Regions from separate parts of the Homo sapiens genome. Here region 1 is linked to region 2. A link is an interaction called in ENCODE POLR2A ChIA-PET data of the cell type or tissue named here. Cell type or tissue: A673. All regions are shown on one strand. Each heading gives the region's core, and the rest is flanking DNA. Links, peaks and the distances in the headings are about the cores only.

The links. ChIA-PET counts read pairs that join two places held together with the same protein. Peaks named below come from ENCODE experiments on the same cell type or tissue, not always from the same donor. Only the 100,000 strongest peaks of a DNase experiment are listed, where the experiment ranks them.
Region 1: POLR2A ChIA-PET joins it to region 2 with 6 read pairs; 2 of 35 experiments call an interaction of 5 or more read pairs at or near these places.

The regions. Positions count from the first base shown.
Region 1 is chr11:73,453,453-73,456,588 of GRCh38, reverse strand. The region is part of intron 2 of FAM168A (family with sequence similarity 168 member A); the gene reads left to right. Among named protein-coding and RNA genes, the nearest start is that of RELT, 79 kb to the right of the region's middle. RefSeq lists an enhancer at 924-1,423. In A673, for the core only: no CTCF peak of the experiment used is centred there; no DNase peak of the experiment used is centred there.
Region 2 is chr11:73,781,023-73,784,158 of GRCh38, reverse strand. No RefSeq gene overlaps it. Among named protein-coding and RNA genes, the nearest start is that of MRPL48, 5.3 kb to the left of the region's middle. In A673, for the core only: no CTCF peak of the experiment used is centred there; no DNase peak of the experiment used is centred there; H3K27ac peaks cover 280 bases.

The DNA.
Region 1 (3,136 bases), core at 403-2,902, 330 kb after region 2:
CATTGCATAAAAGAAAGTATCGAGTAAGGATTTTTTTTTTCTTTTTCTGGCTAAAGTCTTGCTATATCACAGTATTCTTTGCAAATAAAGAATGGTCATCACCCTGCATGACAGTGAGAGACATGCTTTCCATGTATCTGTTCACAGTGATGGGTTCTCACAATTAGCTCAAGACATAGCAGTATATTCAGTCATTGGTAAATTTCTATAAAATGGTGGAAAATTGTCCTATAGCTCACTTTCTTACCTGTCTTCTGCCCTGGTAGGGGGAAAAATCTTTACTCATTACCATGCTGAGAGTTTTGAATTAACATTTAGGTGGCTGCTTATGTCTGGAGAGATTTTATTTAAGGTTTTGCATCAAGGTATTTTAAACCTGCCTTGCCACCCTCCAGGGGTGCTGGTGATCACATCTTTTCTATGGTAAGCCAATCTTTGAAGCATCCATGCTTTATATATTTTATTTCATTTAATCCTCATGACATCCCTAGAAGATAGATGTTAAAAAATTGATCAGTTAAAAAACTGATGCAGAGAGGTCAAATGACTTTTCCAAGGTCATAGAAGATTCCCTTACAGTTTGCCTGGCTCTAAAGGCCCTACTTTTTTCTTTGTTCATGCTGAATGAAGGGAGAGCCTAGAAGTAAAAAGTTCCTTTATTTTAGCTGTTTCCTTATTCAGAAAATTGGGAGATTGCACCTCAGGATGCCTAGGAGCTGTTAAAAGAGAAAGCAGTAAGCCACATAGGTGCTCTCTTCCCCTCCAGTAGAGATCTGCTCCTGCCTATTTTATAGATTAGGCATCCAGGTGAGAAGGATTCTACTGCCATAGGAGGGGGCCTAAATGACTGGACTGGATGAATTCTGACCTTCCAATTTTGTTATATACTCTGTTCTTTAAATTGCAAGATTACCAGTTTTATAAAGACTCATACACACAGTGATTGTGTGTTCTTTGTTTATGGTACCTCCATAGACTCTCCATCTTAACCAGCACAGATCTGTAAGAAATGGAAAAACAGAAGTATAAGAAGACAGAATACACTGAGACAAATACTATCTCAGAGGGATGTGCCACTGTATTCCAAAAGCCTAACATAATAAATAAATGTACAAATTGCTGTGGAAGCATGGTGTATATAGAGGAGGGCCACAACACTGTCAGAGCGAATCAGGATATTTTCTTGACCCCTTTGCTGGACTTGCGACAGGGGTGCCTCATTTACTCAGTCCACCCTTGTCTACCCCTTGTGGGACAGAGCGTGTGAGCGAACCAGTGCAGGAACTAGAGCAAGTGCTTTTGGGCGCTGGCAGGAACAAACTCTGCTTACTCAGCTCGCCATGCTCAACCCTTTGTGGAAGGGAGCAGTAGGCAAGTGAGTACAGGATCCAGCCGGCCACTTTTGGGCTCTGGCATCAGTGAACTCTGTGCGGGCCCCAAGGCAGTGTCCAGGTGGGGGTGCCTGTGACTACTGAAGCCCCAGAGGGCGTGTTACAGTGCTCTTTTAGCTCTGCTGTCCATGAACAGCTTAAGTGTTAACAGCCCAGTGGGCTCTTTGCCTTTTTGTGTGAGGCTGCCTTCCACCAGCGAGTGCAAAGGGCCAGTGTGCCAGCCTTTTTGTATCCACACTCGTGGCTCCCAAGCTCTTGTCTGGCATCCAGGAAAAATGAGGTAGCCTAAACGAATTGAAGGGTGGTAAATGCAGGAGATTTTATTGCCGATGAAAGTGGCTCTCAGTGGGAAGAGGGGCTGAAAAGGGGACGGGTTGGGTAGGTAATCTTCCCCTGAAGTCCAGCTGTCTCCAGCCAGATTCTTCGAAGTTTTGCTGTCAAGCTGTACCTCTGAAGTCAAGCCACTTCTCTCCAATGTCCAGCCATAGTCCCGTCTACCAGCTGAATCTGGAGTTTTTATAGGCACAGGATGGGGTGGGACCATGGGTGGTTTAGGAAAAGGCAACATTTGAGCAGGAAAACAGAGATATAAGTTCTCACTTTGGGCCGCGGTTTCAGGCTTTTTGGCTTGAGGGTGGGGTTTCGCCAGGGGCCTGCTCTTTTCTGCTAAGAATTTCTCTGCCCCCTATCCCTATCAAGAGGTTGGTGTCAGGAAAGCCTTCTGAGAAGGCAAGCGTGAATCTTGAAGCATGAGAGGAGAGGAGTTACTAAGTTGTAATTCTGATTCTGCTACTAACAACTAGGAGACACTTGACAAGTTCCACCCATTTCCCTTGCCTTCACTTTCCCATCTAGGCTATGAGGGGCTTATGTGAGTTGTTTAGTAGTTTCCGTTAGCTCTAACAATCTGGGTATTAATCTTTAAATTTTTGTTAGATCTCTTTTATTATAAATCAGCTGGCTGACTCCTTCCCTTAGTCTATTTCTTTTGCATTTTCTTGTAAATGCAATTTTTCTGTGTTCCTTCTTGGAATCCCTGGTGTTAATGAAGGGTTCAGAAACAGATTAAGATGAGGTGAGCTCAGTACCCTTACTCAGCGCCCTCTCCTACAGTGACAGTCCAGGGCTTCTTTCTCTGGAGCTTCTGACATTCTTGGGCAAGCTCAATAGACCATGAAAGCCAGCCTGTCCATAAGTATCCTATGAAAGGTCAGGTATAGCCATAGCTACCACCAGTGAGTGACTTCCCTTTCCCTGCTAATTAAGCTCATGCAATTTAATTTAGCTTTCTATTAGTTATGTATGGTCCTTAATCAATGGTGATATAATTTTTGTGGCCTCGAATACAGCTGAAAATCAGTGGGATGTTGACACAGGACTGGAAGAGCTTTTGGCTGTGCTGCATAGATTCTCATTGGAATGGTTTCTGTTGCGTAATGTAGTGGGGAGAGCCTGTTCTTGAAGTCTGAAGACCCGAGTCTGACTCCTGGCTCTGCCTCTAAAAACTTTAATAAGTTCCTTTACTTCCAATGGCCTCAGTTTCCTCTCCTATAAAGGTAGGAATAATAGTATCTACCCTATCTGTCACTTATTCGTGAGACTTTAAGGAGATAATTGATCTGGAAGAACCTTTTAAATGTGACAGATCTAGTCATGGGTAGAGCCGCATTGATCATTGTACTGACTTTTCTTATCTTGAGGGTTAACTGCTTGCGGGCTGGGTCCCCAGGAGGCTGTTGAGATTA
Region 2 (3,136 bases), core at 173-2,672:
TTCTTATGGAAAAGGTCTTTGTGTTGCTGCTGTCCAAGGCCCAAATATCACACAGGTACTGGAAAACAGAAACAGAAAAACCCTAATTCCACTCTAGCAAACCACTCATAGCCTCTAGTGTAATTATCCTGCCTGGCAGCCTGGGGTTAGGAGACACAAGTGCAAATTTTACAAAATAAAAATGTGGAGATAGTTTTTGAAACACATTATTTAGAGGATAGTAATAACTCCTTGACCTAATGAGATAGGCACTTCTGACCTTCATCTCCAACTATCTGCTCTGTCTCTTCATTTGAATGCCCCTCCTCTTTACCTCCACATGTACTAGCCAAGGTCCATTTTTATTATCTCCCATCTGAACTATTGTGCTGGCGTAACTAATTGGTCTGCCAGTCTTTAGTCTCATTCCTATGCCAGTTTATTTCCAAAAACAGCTTTCTTGAAGCATATTTCATGGAGATCATGATCTAAAAAGCAAAACAAACAAACAAAAAACCTTCAATACAGCCGGGTGCAGAGGTACTTACGCTGGGGTACTCCCAACACTTTGGGAGGCCAAGCAGGAGGACCCCTTGGGCCCAGGGTTTTGTGGTTACAGTGAGCTATGATCACACTACTGTACTCTAGCCTGGCGACAAAGCGAGACTTTGTCTTCAAAAAAATTAAGAAATAATAAATGTAGGCCAGACACAATGGCTCATGCCTATCATCCCAGCACTTTGGGAGACCAAGGCAGAAGGACTGCTTCAGCCCAGGAGTTTGAGACCATCCAGAGCAACATGGCAAAATCCTGTCTCTACCAAAATATAAAAATAAAAATTAGCTGGGTGTGGTGGTGCATACGTATTTTCCCAGCTATTTGGGAGCCTGAGGGTGAGAGGATCACTTGAGTCTGGGAGGTTGAGGCTGCAGTTGAGTTGTGATTGTGCCACTGCACTCCAACCTTGGTGACAGGGGGAGACTTTATCTCAAAATAATAATAATAATATGCCAGGAGCAATGGCTCGCGCCTGTAATCCCAGCACTTTGGGAGGCTGAGGTGGGCGGATCACTTGAGGTCAGGAGTTCAAGACCAGCCTGTCCAACATGGTGAAACCCCATCTTTACTAAAAATACAAAAAAATTAGCTGGGCATTGTGGCATGTGCCTGTAATCCCAGCTACTCAGGATGCTGAGGCAGGAGAATTGCTTGAACCTGGGAGGCGGAGGTTGCAGTGAGCCTTGATTGTGCCACTGCACCCAGCCTGGGCAACAGAGCAAGAATCCTCAAAAAAAAAAATTAATAATAATAATAGGCCAGGTGTGGTGGTGGCTCACGCCTGTAATCCCAGCACTTTGGGAGACTGAGGCTGGTACATCACCTGAGGTCAGGAGTTTGAGACCAGTGTGGCTAACATGGTGAAACCCCGTCTCTACTAAAAAAAAGTTAGCCGGGCTTGGTGGTGGGCGCCTGTAATCCCAGCTGCTCAGGAGGCTGAGGCAAGAGAATCACTTGAACCCAGGAGGTGGATGTTGCAGTGAGCCGAGATCACACCATTGCATTCCAGCCTGGGCAATAAAAGCGAAACTCTGTCTCAAAAAATAGTAATAATAATAAAAGTTGCTTTTTTTTTTTTTGAGACGGAGTCTCGCTCTGTCCCCCAAGCTGGAGTGCAGTGGCATGATCTCGGCTCACTGCAAGCTCTGCCTCCTGTGTTCATGCCATTCTCCTGCCTCAGCCTCCCGAGTAGCTGGGACTACAGGCGCCCACCACCATGCCCGGCTAATTTTTTGTATTTTTAGTAGAGGCGGGGTTTCACCGTGTTAGCCAGGATGGTCTCGATCTCCTGACCTCATGATCTGCCCGTCTCAGCCTCCAAAAGTGCTGGGATTACAGGTGTGAGCCACCGTGCCAGGCCAATAATAATAAAAGTTTAAAAACCCTTCAATAGCTACTTACAGCCCTCCAATTTAACAATACGCTCCTTAACCTGGCATTTTAGCTTTCATGATCTGTCTCCAGTTTACCATTCAGCCATTCCTATTCACATGTGCATTGCATATACCACACTGATAACTGTTCAACACATTTTCCTATACCTCCTTTATATACTTTTTAATTTGTTTTATAGTTGTTTGAAGATGTGTTTTTTCAAACCACCAGACAGTGCTCCTTGATGTTCTGATCCTTGTCTGATCCCACTCTGTGTTTCTCTCAACATATTTTTAGCATCTACACATTGTAGGTATCAGAAATAATTTGTGGATGAACATTGGGCTTGCTGAAGAATACTAAGAACTTTGACTCTAAGTTTTTGATCAAAGTAGAGATGATTGTCATGATTAGCAACTCTTATTTTAGCCCTTGAGAGCCTTTTCTTCAAAAAAGTAGGGAGGTTGCTTCTTTTCTGAGAAAACACCAAATGGCGGATGACGCCGGTGCAGCGTGGGGGCCAAAACTTATGGCACGGGAGTAAATTCAGCATTAAAATAAATGTAATTAAAAGGAAAAAAAAAAGTAGGGAGGCATAATTAACTATAAAACATTTGGAAAATACAGAAAAGTAAAAACAACAACAGCAAAAATCAACACCACCCAGCCGGTCACGGGTCCTATAATGGTCTTAGATTTCATTGTTCTGCCGTACATTGTTAACGGTCTAGTTAGAGAACAATTACATGGTTATTTCCATTTTACAGATGATGAAACTGAGACTCGGTTCAAATGAATACATTATCCATTAAGTCTGGCTGCAAGGAAACCAGACCTTCCAACTTTGTTGTGGTCCCTACCCCTTTCTTGAATCCGAAGCCCCCTCTTTTTGAATCCCAACTCTTCCTGAAACTGGGCTGCTTAGCATCTCAGGGCTCTCCAACATGCCTATTTTTATGATGAAATGCGCAACAAACTTTTACCCTAAACCACTTGAGGTAACCTGCTCCTTACCACCAAAATAACTCAATTCTTCATTTAAAACAAGTCACTCTGAGTTGATAATGCTGTTTTGGAATAAAAAACTCTTCTGGCCTTAAGAAGGACTATTCTATATGCTCTGCCATATAGGCCTATGGAAATTAATATACCATTTGGCTTTTGCCACACCTCCTCCTACAATTTTTTTTCTCTCTCTCTCTCCTCTCTCTCTCTCTTCTCTCT